Regions from separate parts of the Homo sapiens genome. Here region 1 is linked to region 2. A link is a contact called in ENCODE Hi-C data. All regions are on one chromosome and are shown on one strand. Each heading gives the region's core, a stretch centred on a gene start or an enhancer-like site at or near the end of the contact. The rest is flanking DNA. Distances are from core to core; before and after follow the strand shown. Region 1 overlaps PLXNC1 (plexin C1). Region 2 holds the start of TMCC3 (transmembrane and coiled-coil domain family 3).

What was found. A loop is a pair of places that touch in the nucleus more often than their neighbours do. Pooled maps may share reads with other maps.
Region 1: a pooled map shows a loop between it and region 2 (2.9-fold over the local background). The contact joins the enhancer-like site here to the promoter of TMCC3 in region 2. A Hi-C loop is called at or near these places in 2 of 37 single-sample maps with no recorded cell type and 9 of 50 pooled maps.

The regions. Positions count from the first base shown.
Region 1 is chr12:94,302,204-94,308,833 of GRCh38, reverse strand. PLXNC1 (plexin C1) reads right to left here. Exons shown (of 31, transcript NM_005761.3): 29 at 4,938-5,078; 30 at 4,783-4,857; 31 at 1,159-3,653. The coding sequence ends at 3,549. CEP83 (centrosomal protein 83) reads left to right here. Exons shown (of 17, transcript NM_016122.3): 17 at 1-1,136. The coding sequence ends at 21. Among named protein-coding and RNA genes, the nearest start is that of PLXNC1-AS1, 130 kb to the right of the region's middle. RefSeq lists a silencer at 2,907-3,006 and an enhancer at 3,621-4,500. Within about 2 kb of position 3,960, at least 3 of the 41 ENCODE cell types and tissues checked have a DNase peak (open chromatin) inside an H3K27ac peak, as active enhancers do.
Region 2 is chr12:94,646,167-94,652,705 of GRCh38, reverse strand. It overlaps TMCC3 (transmembrane and coiled-coil domain family 3), which reads left to right and starts at 2,149. Exons shown (of 4, transcript NM_020698.4): 1 at 2,149-2,353. The coding sequence starts at 2,276. It overlaps LOC105369914 (a long non-coding RNA gene), which reads right to left and starts at 6,268. Exons shown (of 2, transcript XR_945225.4): 1 at 3,103-6,268; 2 at 1,704-1,801. RefSeq lists silencers at 2,026-2,195, 2,216-2,685, 2,776-2,905 and an enhancer at 1,982-2,697.

The DNA.
Region 1 (6,630 bases), core at 2,711-5,210, 350 kb after region 2:
CTTGGATCTTCCGGAGAATGATGTTCTTGGAGAACAGGCAGATCAAAAGAGGTGAAGTTGGTGACTCAGTAAAACTTGACATTTTAACCTGTGGCATTTAGATACTTTTTACTGTTTGCCAAAACACTTGAATGTGCCTCAAGAAAAGGTACCTACTACATGCTGTATTGTATGACTGTCAGGATTTTAAGATTATACAAGTGAAGCATTAAAAGAGAAATTCTCAGAGATATTTAGAATATTTGACAATGGTTTGAGAATGTAAAACAAAAAGGAACTAGTTAGAGTCAAGTTTTAAAATTTTTACTTTGTTGAATTTTTTTTTTTGGCATTTTGAGTGAAATATAACTATCATTAATTCTCTCTTCATCTTTGAGATGCTTGGCCATAACAGGGTCCATACACATCTTCTGGTTTACTATATACAAAAACTGTAGTTGAAAAAAGATGACAATTTAAAAGTCAGCCTAAAGAATGTAAAGGTATCTATATACAAAAGGCTACCTTTTCTAAAATCTGTGTGCACATAATTAAAGAGCTTAATTTTTTTTTAATCGTGTGTTTAATTTTACATCAACCATATAGCATATATTTAGCAATATGACAGTCTACTGATTTTGGCTTTGTTAGAATAGAGAATAAGTGCAAATAATTAAATCCTATGGCTGTATTAACAAGGGGGCCATTGATTATAAAACTTGAACTCAGGTCCTTTTATAAACATTGTTGGTATTTAACTTTACTTCCCATTACTGTGGATCTAACCAAATAATTATGTGTTTTGTGTCCCTAAGTATGCTCTCATTTTTTTTGGTCTACACCCATTGGAAGCCTTTTTAATGTGACATCTTTTAGAGGAATTCTGCTGGAATAATTTCATGTTAACGAGGCTAAAGCTCAAGTCTCCCAAATTAAGTGGAATGTTCATTATCCCAAGGTGTTCATAGTCAAAAGTCCCAGTTGATAGTGAAGAAGGCCAGGACTGTAATTGAGCAGTCCTTAGCACCATTTAGCAAACTAGGTTTACTTACTACATAATATAGCTGCTTATTCACAGCATATACAGTGACACCTTATCTCTGAAAAATAATTTCCACGGAGCCACTTAGAATAAAAAAACTATTATAACTAGAAAATTGAAAAAAAAAAAAGACAGTCCACAGTTACATCAAAATGTTTATTTTTTGGATATAGACATTTAAAACATTCATCTCCAAGAACAGCTTCAATCAGGTATACAATAAGAAATAGACTTTAAATCCTAATACAGAAAAGGTAACAGAATTTTTTTGAATGCTGCTGTAGACACTAGTGTTAGAAAAAAAAGTTTATAAATGGTTTTGCACCAAAAAAATATGCAAAGAAACTTGAAAATAGAAATTGTTTGCCATTTGTTGCTCTGGTTGCTGTTTAATATAGACCCAGTGACTGATTGTCTTCAGCACACATCTAATTTGGCCATTTACTGCATTTGGCTAATGTGATCCAAAATGTGATCTAGATAGTGCTTTTCACTGGAGGATTGACAAACACGCTACATACATTAGTGAATCTTCATACCACCTCAGTGAGGTAGCTTAGAAATATTATACAGAAATTGAGGCACAAAGAGGTAAGTGACTTGCCCAAAGTTCCCAACAGCACAGTCCCTGGAAGAGGAGGTAACTCTCCACACAGGACTCATGTGCCAGAAAGCTGGACAGGGACACCCTCATGTAGCATTTAGTAAATACTTAGATAAAGCTGTAGCTGATCCTTTGAGTTTTCAGTACCCTAAAGTAGTAGGGGAAGTCTTTTGGGCAACTCTCCTACCCTTGGCTCTCAACTTTCCTACTGTTGTTCTCTTATGAACTCCTTCACCTCTTTGAAGACTGTAGCAGCCTTCAATGGGGACCAGACCTCTCACCTTTATTCTGATCTGTCATCTATTTGGTAGTTTTGTTTGTTTGAGGTGTGTCCGTTGGACAGACAATGGTCAAAAGCAACAGGATTGGGAAGGTGCCTATCAGGGTAGTAACTGCTTATTTTCTCTGATCAGTTTGTTGAGGTGTCACCTCTCTCATGCTTTTCCAGATAATACAGAAGCAAAAAGGAATTGCCTTTAAGACAAATTCATATTTAAATCCTAATGCTCCATACAGTGTTGGTAAATGATTTCAAGGAATATGTGATCAATGTTATTTGACTTGAAAAAATTTTCTTTCCTAGATGGGGGATTTGGAGCACCAAGGGTAAAAGGTGCCTGCCACAAGAAAAGCTCAAGAGTTGCCAATTATGCTGTTTACTTCTTCTGGTTTAATAGAAGGAAAACACAGTGGTATTAAAACTGGTCATGAGCAGCAAAAATTCAGGAATTAAAAAATCAGCACTAAAAAGACTACAGTATAACTGGATAGAGAATTCTTTAAAAAGAAAGGCATGAATAAAATGGGTATTTTAAATTCTTTCTCCTGCGAGGAATACTTTCAAAAAGTACATAGTAAGACTAAGATACCAAGTTGTATACTAATATTTTTCAGGCCTTGGGCCTCAAATATATATATTTATATATAATACTCCAGTGTGAACAGCAATTCGATAAAATGTAAAATGTATCTTTTTTTTTTTAAATCACACACAAGTATTCATAACCACAGGGTTCACCAGAAATCTAAAGCAAGGAGACACTCACTCATATAGAAATGGAGTTACTCTTCCACAGATCGTTCTGATCAAAGGTTTTGGAACAGAAATGAATTAATGATTTTTTTGTATAATATCCAACATGTCCACTATCAAATACATTTAGTATGAAAAAACAGATGAAGAAAAGGAACATACATTAGGACAAAGTATCTGGTTAAAATGCTGTTCATTTAAATAAAGCCCACTCTCCTTACTTTAGAGCTCCTTGGTGAAATGGAGGTGAGTTTGATGGAGTGCAGTTGATGACCACTGAAAAACACGAGCCCTTTCAACAATGTTGCAACACTGTTAGTTTTTGGTTTAAACACACACACACACTCACAAATGCTAAGTGTACACTACCAAATTCTGCGGTCAGCTTTTCCAAGAACTACTGGGGAAAGTTTCAATGCTGCAAATCCTCGAGGTTGCCCTAACACCCCCACCTTGTTTCCAAATGACTCATTTCACATTTTGTTTTGAGCACTGGCAGTATCCCTTTACAATGCAGAGGTGCAGTGTAGCACAAGTGCTACATAGCTGTAGTTTTCAAACAAAACCACTTATATCATTGTGCTTAAGTGGAGACTGTAGTTACAATACTGACATTCGCTTACTGGCCTTGTATTCTCTGTAAACAAGGAGGCTGTTTGCAACAACCACTTCAACTCTATTTACAGAAGGGTTCCCACGGTATACACACAGGCACAAGGGTTGGTATGCTTTCTAAAAGCTGTGCATGTGCCTTGGTCTCTTAAAAAGACAGTGCCCAAAGTGGAACCTATGTGCAAACAACAAATTAACGACACAGAGTAGCTCAAGCAGCCATTTTGCTCCCAAGTCGTCTGAAGAACTTTGCCAGATTAAGCCAGGCCCCAGAGTGCTTACATCCACTTGCATTTCTTCTTTTCATCAAATAAGACTTTTACATGCAAGAGTTGTTTCTGAGCTTCTTCCAGCCCTCGTTCTCTTTCTAGTTTATTTAGAATCTGTTGACAATTAGAACAGTTATTTTAGATATTGTGGTTTTAGCGTTACAATTCTGTTTTTTGCATACCTGATGCTGTGAGTGGTAAAATCTGTATGAAACAGATGCCAACATTTTCTTCCATCATTTACATACTCACTTTGCAAGTTGTTTTGCTAAGTCCTTATCACAGGATCAACAATACCTTGGCTTAAAATAGAAGCTCGCAAGAAATACCAACTATTTGCTTACAAATATGGGGCCAGGCTTCCTAGGCCCTGCTTTATGCATTATGTCACAGCCATTCCAAGCACAGCAAGCATTCCTGGGCAGCCAACATGCAGGCAAGTATTTCTCCTTAAATGCAGCAGGCAGGGACATCCTGGTCAGAGACAGATCCTTCCCTTCCCTCCCATCTGGGCAGTGTAGTCCCTCCTCGTGCTTCCCTTCTCTCCCCTGACCCCTGGAACGAGGGATGCTTATCATGTTTAAGAACTCATTGCCTCTACCCTACCTTAGAGCTTCACTTCATCTTCAAGTAGCAAATGGAATTGGTGAGCTATTCTCACCATTGACATGGATAGCCTGTCCCAGCATGATTGGGGGGGAATCAGGGAAGGGGGAGTTAACATTTGTTTGGAAACAAAGCATCTGATGAATGTGTCTGTTTGAATTTCCAAAGAAAAAAACCCAGATTAAGGAGAATTAATCATAAAGGAGAATGGTTTATTGAAATAGTCGCTTAAGTTAGAAATATGTCATAATTTCATATAACGATTGAATACAGAATCTAGGCAATTTAACAAGCTTAGCTTTCATTTTTAGCAAATTACAATCAAGCATAAGCTGACCCCATTTAATAGGGCCACTACTTACTCATCAAAGTTAACTTGAGTCAGGGTGGCTGTAGGCCCCATGAACTCAAATGTAAATTCAGGCTGGTCCAAATGTGGGCAGCATGATAAAACTGTAAGGGGGGCAGCCATGTACAGGGTCTGGCTCAGTGCCAGGATCCCCCATCTCAGACAGGCTTCCTGGCTTCCCTTTCTGGCCTTTTGGGATGCCAGAGCTGTTCTGAAACTGACAGAATGCTATAACCACATCCTTGTGCCTGATTCAAAGGTTAAAAACAATGTTATTTAAAATCTTACCTCATCAAAATATTTTACGATGTATTTGTAAATTTCTGTCAAGGCCACTTCTTCATTAAATTCATTTTCATGTTTCTAAAAGAAAGACTTGTTGAGAGATTCTGAAATGACGTAAAGTAACCAAATATAAGCTTATTTCTGCTTTCTAATGATACCTTAGATTCCTGAGTTAAAAATTCTTCCATTTCTGAGGATGACAATGGAGGCAAATCCCTGATTGCTTTGTAATAAGATTTTACTTCTTCTTTGTAGGTTGGGATATCCTTGGCATAGAGAAGCTTATTAGTTGGTGCTTCCTGGGGAAAAAAAAAAAAAAAAAGCAACCATCACCAAAAGAGTAAAAAAAAAAAAAAAAAAAGATGGAGGAATTTATAATATTCCAATGTAGCTGAACCCCCACCACCAACCAGTTTTACCTCTTGCTAACAAGGCTTCATGCAGTAGGCCTTAAATGTTGTTGACTGAATGACTGACTGCTATCTAGATAGTTCTGGTGAGTCACTGTTATTTTCAGGCAGATTAAATGCTAATATATTCTGCCTTCCTCTCATAAAAGAACTAAAATTATTATTTTTGCATGATTTTGAGTTACTGTAACAATGGAACTTATTTCAATCATAGTTCATTACTAATGGTTGTAAAAAGCCTGAATTAAAACATTTGCTCTCATCCTCACCCACCAGTGAATTTGGCATTTACAAAAGACTTGATTGTAGGTCTGATTGAGCCCTTTATATAACCATGAAACTGGTAAGTAATTGGCAGAGGCAGATTTTCCAGCTTGTCCCTTTTATTTCATTAGATTATAGACATCATCCAGTTTCTTCAGGGAAGCACATGGTCATTAGTATTGGTGGCTCTGATGTGTGATTTTGCAGAGGTTCTCTGGCAATTTGAATGATTCTACGTAATTATAACAGTGATATTTAAAAATTAAATATGATTTTATTTTTAAAAATCATTATTTTTCACAAAACTTTAAAAAATTCTACTCAGGGAAGATAGGTAAGTTAATGATAGGGCTAATGTCCCAGCCCATGAGGCTGAATCAATGGCTTGATGAATCATTCTGAAGGATGCCTAGAGACTGAGATATTATTGAGATTTTCTCATTTGTCAAATTTAAGTGGAACCCAGAAATCATGCTATCATTCATTCATTCAATAAACATTATTAAGCACTGGAGCAGGCATTGAGAGTACAATGATAAAGACTAGTGGCTGCCCTTGAGAAGCTTACAATCTAGTTGCAAAGACAGATTTATGAAGTGCTTACTATGATACAAATAATTAGCAGCAGTAGTTGACAGAAAGAGTTGGACAAATCAGAAATCATAATTCTGCTACTTTGTGTGGTTTCAGGCAAGACTTGTAACCTCCCAGAACATCAATTTTCTCATCTATAAAATGAGGGTAATAATAACTACCTTATTTGGTACTTGTGAGGATTAAGTGAAGTGTGTCAAGAACATAATTCATAAACAACTGTTTTTAGTGTGAACAAACATTTAAGTGCCTTTCAGTGTGCTGCATGCTAAGATGAACTTTATTAGTCAAATGAAGAAAGTGCTGTAGGAAATATATTGGGGAAAGTTCACAAAGTAGGCATATGTAGACTGATCTGAGTCTCCTACAGTTTCTGGTCCTCATTAGGAAATCATATTTGTCGAATGAATAAAATGTTTATGATGAATGAATGGGTAGGATTTTACTAGACAGAGGGACTGTGAGACAGGAAAGATGAGCAAAGGGGTGTGAGAACAAGTTCATGGTGTGAACTTGGGAAAAGTAAAAGCTGTAGCACAGTGGGTATGTGGGGCGTGCAAGAAAATAACGAGGCCAGCAAAGA
Region 2 (6,539 bases), core at 900-3,399:
TTTTTAAAAGTGTTGATTTAATTTTTTGAATGGCTTAAGGACTACATGGGACTTTCAATTTCTTCTTAAGTTAGTTTTAACCCTTTCTCTACAAAAAAATATATTTTTAAAATTAGCCAGAAATGGTGGCACACACCTGTAGTTCTAGCTACTTGGGAAACTGAAGTGGGAGGATCCCTTGAGACCAAGAATTTGAGGCTGCAGTGAGCTATGATTGTGCCACTGCACCCCAGCCTGGGCAACAGATACCCTATCTCTAAAAAACATTTTTTAAAAAATTTTACTTTCTGAATAGTTAATATATGCCCACAGTATAAACATTCAAGTTTCAAAAGTATACACAGTGAAAATTAGATCTCTCTCCATCTCTGCCTTCTAGCTACCTGGTTCCCCTCTCTTGGCATCAATTTCTTGTCTGTTTCCCTAGTTTCTTATTTATCCTCCCAGATATATGTCGTGCATGTAGAAGCACATAACATATATTGTTTTTACATAAATGGTGGAATGCCATATATATTATCCTGCACATTGCTTTTTTTCCACTGAACCATGTATGTTAGATTTGCTTCCAAAGCTATTCATAGAGGGCTGCCTCATTTCTATTCCAGTTACCTAATATTCTATTGGATGATGTACCATCATTTATTTACTTAGTCTCCTTCTGAAGGATAATTAGGCTATTCTGTCTTTACAGTGGCCTTCTAAGAAGCCAGTGTGTTTTGCCCATCTTCAATCGCTGCTTCACCCTGATGTCAGATATACCTTCTCCTTAAACTTCCATTCCCATGCTATCATTTCCCTGTTCAAGAATTTCCAACAGCTACCCAGTTCCCACAGAATAAGGCTGAACTTCTTACCCTTGAACGAAGATTCTGCATGGTCTCTGCCTTCTTTTCCATCATGTCTTCCTGTTCCTGAGGACACTCCCCAAAACTGATGACTTGAGGTTTTCCCAAATGTACCTCTGATTTTAGGGGCTCCAAAGTTTTCTTCAGCCTGCTCTACCGTCCCCTTTGAACCCTATGAGGGAAATCCTTCCCTCCCCCTGGACTGGTCACACTGGGCTCCAGGTCCTCTCTGGAACAGCTGCACTTTAAATATTTCAGCCCAGTCTCCCACTGTACACCCTACAGAGCCAGAACAGGTGTTTTGAATTTTGTTTGGGGTTACTGATATTTAAATTGTTCACCAATGGTCCTTCCTCTTCTAAACTCCAAATTCCTTGTGGGCAGGGACTGATGACTGGGAATGGGGAATACTAAAATGAAAAGATATCCTGACTTCCAAGTAGCTTAAAACATAAAGGTAAGCTGGGCACAGTGGCTCACGCCTGTAATCCCAGCACTTTGGGAGGCTAGGGCAGGTGGATCACGAGGTCGGGAGATCGAGACCATCCTGGCTAACATGGTGAAATCCCGTCTCTACTAAAAATACAAAAAAATTTAGCTGGGTGTGGTGGCAGGCGCCTGTAGTCCCAGCTACTTGGGAGGCTGAGGCAGGAGAATGGCGTGAACCCGGGAGGCGGAGCTTGCAGTGAGCCGAGATTGCGCCACTGCACTCCAGCCTGGGTGACAGAGCGAGACTCAGTCTCAAAAAAAAAAAAAAAAGAAAGAAACATAAAGGTGAGCCAGATATGCAAAATTAAAATACACAACACAGTAGGATCTTAGTTTAAGTGGAAGTATGCTCTATGCTCAGGGCAATCATGGTCGGGGGGAGTTTTTATTTTATTTCATTTTTTTACTTTAAATCTCTGGTCTCTAGTCCAGCGTCTGGTACATGGCAGCTGCCCAGTAAGTGCCTGTTGAATGGAGAATAACATAAAAAGAGGCATTTAAGGCAAGTGTCAACTTCTTGCAGTAACAGTCACCTTTTATATATAAAATAAGTCAACAGATAGTGTAGTGTGGATGTCGCTTATCTTTTGGGGAGAAAGAGGGCTGTGTGGGAGGGGATGGAATCAACTTTCAGCCAGGGAGGGAGGCGAAGACATTGCCTCCCGGGTCGGGGGTGGGTGGGGGGTCCAGGCGGCTGCGGGGCGCGGGAGAGGCGGGGAGAAGGGAAGGGGGAGGAGACTCTCGCCTCCTGCCCCGCCTCCCCCACCCCGCGGCGGCGGCGGCGCAGGGCGGCCGCGCGGGTGTTGGCACCAGAGGCAACAGCTGCAGCAGCCGCGCCGCCCCCTCGCCCGCGGCTCCCAGGGTGATCCCGAGCACAGCCGGTGGCTCGCGGCGCGGCAGCCCCAGAAGACGGGAAAGTTCGCGGCCGGAGCGCGGAGATGCCGGGCAGCGACACGGCGCTCACCGTGGACCGGACCTACTCGTACCCCGGCCGGCACCACCGCTGCAAGAGCCGGGTGAGCGCAGCGGGCTGGGGGGCGGCGGGTGCGCGCGGGCCCGGGGGCGAGGCGGGCTGGGGCGGCGGCTCAGTGCTAACCCACGCGCCCCCGGCGTTTCGCCGCCGCCCTCCGCTGCCGCCGGAGGTCCGTGCCTCCCCGATCCTCCGAGCTAAAAGGGTGGGCGTCGGGGGCGTCGGAGCCCAGGCTGCGGTTCTGGGATCCCAGGTCCGCCTGCCCCTCACGGCGCCCAGGTCCCCGCGCGCTATGCGGGACGCCCGGTTCCCCGACGGCCCGCGCTCTGCTGTCCTCCCCGCCAGGGAGCGCCCGCCGCTCCGCGAGGGAATCCCGCCACCCGGCCACCCGCGGCCCCGCGTCTCCAGGTCTCCGGGGTCTCGCCCTGGGTGTGACGGTGCCCTCCCCGCCGAACGTCCCGGCGGCCGCCCTGTCTCCCTGTCCTCGGGGCGTGTGGCCGGAACCCGAGCGCGGTGCGCAGCCGGAGCGCGGGGAGGCGGCGGACGGGCTCTGCCCAAGTGAAAAGTCAGAATCTTTGCGCTGCCTCTCCGGAGTTTCGAGCCGAGCCGAGCAGGCGCCCTCGCCATTGTTTGCAGTGTAATTTGCTGTTGCTGATTTTGGCTGTGGGCGAAAATAGCTCATTCTGAGCCTGCTGCAGAGACGAGCCCTGTAGGGCTTCAAAATAAAGACGGAGGCCGCAGCCCAAGCGCGGGTCTGTCCTGGGAGAGGAAGCCTTCGCCCTCCCCGGTGAATACCTTTGCCCTCCCGGGCTGTTGAATCGTCGAGGCTGGATGTGAGGCTCTGTAACCCGTTCTCCCCAGGGCTGATTGAAGTGCCATTTAACAAAGCACCTCCTCCACGCTGGCATCTGTTCTGGCAGGAGGCACCTGGAGTTGTTCTTTGCTCCGCCAACTACTTACTCGCTTGTCCGAGAACTGGGGATTTGGGTGTCAGCCTCTGTGTAAAGTTCACGGAGGGAGAGCCGGGCTCAGATTCTGGCCTGCCACTTCCAAGATCGAGAGACCAACTGGATGGAAATAGTAGCAATAGTGACGGGGTTGTGTCGCGGCCCTTTGTGCAGGATTTTGGTCTTCACTCATAATTTGAAGTAGTAATCGATTGCCCCAGAAGTGAAGCAATGAGTCTCTGGTTTATTTGCCCGCTTTCCCTTTTTCCTTTAGCATCTGTTAATCATTTTGGAAGGATGATTTGAGTTTTTACAGATTGAATATATTTGGTGGAATAATACCTCATGCACTCATCTCAATCTTACAATTCTCTTGTTTTTGCACTTTGTGTATAAGTTTCGTAACAGTTTGCTGTGAAAATAACCAGAAACTCCATTTGGAATAAACATTGAAGAAATGTGCTTACCCACAGGTAGACATTTCTTCTTGGATAGCTGTAATGCTAGTTAACAGAACTATGAAGAAAAGGAGATCATCTTCGAATGCATTTGTAATTGAGAGGATTCTGTAAAGTTAATATTGCAGACTTGAAATGTGAAAGCTTGTTTTTTCTTGTCACAACTGTGATCTTCTTTGTGTAAACAAGATTAGTAATCTTAGCGGGATGGATGGCTCATTGTCAACTCATTTAAGTGGTTTGGCAAAACTCATGCAACTTTACAAAACTCACTCTTCATAACCTGTAAAATGGTGGTGATAAAGTTTGTGCCTCAACTGCTTAGGTGGAATGTGGTAAAGCAATTGTGTAAGGTAACTGCAGAGTGTTTCTGCCGCATCTGCCACTGTTGCCTGTCTACGCCAGTCTTTTCTATTAAAAGGTCAAAACCTTATGTGATTTCTTGATTTTCTTTAAAATTCTGCTGACGGGCCGGGGGCGGTGGCTCATGCCTGTAATCCCACCACTTTGAGAGGCCGAGATAGGTGGATCACCAGGTCAGGAGTTCAAGACCAGCCTGGCCGAGATGGTGAAACCCTGTCTCTACTAAAAATACAAAAATTAGCCGGGCGTGGTGGTGGGCGCCTGTAATCCCAGCTACTCGGGAGGGTGAGGCGGAGAATCACTTGAACCCGGGAGGCGGAGGTTGCAGTGAACCGAGATCGCGTCAGCCTGGGCACAGAGCGAGACTCTGTCTTTAAATAAATAAATAAATAAATAAATAAATAAATAAAACAATTCTACTGACAATGTTATTGTACCTGCTGCCTTGTATTGTTAGCATGGAGATACCCGATTTTTAAATAAGCTGTGTATTAAAACTGAGTTAGACATTATATGTGCGGATTATCGTAAATTAGCACATTGGGCCAGTCAGATCTAGTGAAGAGAGGAAATCAGAGAAGGGCTAGAACTTCAGCAGACCGTAATCACAAATTCTACTACAGTGATGCTGGACTTCTTGAGGTCCCAGTTGAAACTTCTCAGCTATCTGCTTTTAGGTTTTTTATTGTTGAGACAGCGAGGAATAGGTAGAACTAGTGAAATTTTTGTAAACTCATAATAATAACTTTTCTCAAGCAGGGTTGATGTAATTTCAAGTCTGTCCTGAGGCTACAATAAGTCTGTTGTAATGAAGGGAAAGCAACAATTTTACTGTGCAGAAAGTATTCATCCATTTAAATGATCGTAGCTCCTGTATTGTGGAACTCACTTGGATGCAGCTGTAAAGATATGTTTTCCTGACACCCAGAACGTATGTGATGCGAGAGGAAGACATCGAGTGCTAATTTCTTGATGTCACCATCTCCTTGGGAGGAAACTAGTATAGGATTTAAAAAGAACCCTTTTATGAACTCATTTGGTGAATTAGCTCCCCTAAAAATGCCAATGAGAACTAGGGGGTCATGGGAAGAGTCGACTAATCTTTCAGGGATATGGAGTTTCTGCCTAGAAGTGGGCAAAGACTCCATGAGATGAAGTTCTTAGTTACTGAATGGTCATTTTTTAAATTCAAAATCAATACCTGTTGAGATAACAGGGAAACTACATGGTCTGTCTTGCTGGGCTTATTTCAGCCTTTGAGACTGGAATAATAATGAGGCAGTGTACTCTTTCAACATTGCAGAAATCTATTTTTACATCTAGGTGGACTGACCTAGATAACCCCTCCCCCCTTAGTGAAAATGTAAGTAATGAATTCTGTGATTGTTGCTAAGCTGACAAGTCAGGATCATTCACATTTTAAAACTTCATCTTTGTAAAACTCAGAAATGGTGCTTGTTAACTTGATGCACATATCTCTCTACTTTAGAAGAAAGAGCATCCATAATTAGACTCCTACTTTTTTTTCATGCCCTAGATAGTTAAAGCCTATCATCTTTTTAAGAATACAGGCCGTCTGCTTTCTATACAGTAACTGGCTTTTATTAATGATGTGTGAATTAGGTTTTCTTTTAGTTGGTTTTCATTTTAAGTGTTCTAAAATGCCCTCTCCAGCCACTTGAGTATAGTGGTGGACAGCTGGGGCTCTGGACCTACGTGGGTTGTATTCTGGCTCTTCGAGCTTCTTAACTGGGTGACCACTGGGGCAAGGTCCTAAATAGCCTTTCTGAGCCTCCAGTTTCCCATCTGTAAAAGAGGTAATACTCCACTCTTCTGGGAGTGATTGTGTGTCTTAAATAAGAAAGTATTTGTTTTTTAAAAAAAAAAAAAAAAGCCAGGCACGGTGGCTCACGCCTGTAATCCCAGGACTTTGGGAGGCCGAGGCAGGTGGATCACCTGAGGTCAGGAGTTCAAGACCAACCTGGCCAACATGTTGAAACCCTGTCTCTACTAAAAATACAAAAATTAACCAGGCATGGTGGCAGGTGCCTGTAATCCCAGCTACTCGGAAGGCTGAGGCAGGAGAATCTCTTGAACCCGGGAGGCGGAGATTGCAGAGAGCTGAGATCGTGCCATTGCACTCCAGCCTGGGGGACAAGAGTGAGACTTCCTCTCAAAAAAAAAAAAAAAAAAAAAAAAGGTGTGTGCTTTCAAATATTAGCTATTTAAAAAAATTTTTTTAAATTTATGTTCTCTCACTGGGTGAAAAAGCTGTATTTGTCTATATGTCAGGTTAATAATTTTTTTCTATTTTGTTGGTGCCACTACTAATCAGAACTGCTAGTCATCTTGAGTGCCTGCCCTCCCCCATCTCTCTAACCTATTAGCAATACCACCGCACCTTTCTCTGACATTTCTCTGGAATTGGTTTCTTCCATATCTCCCAATCATCCCCCACCTTAGT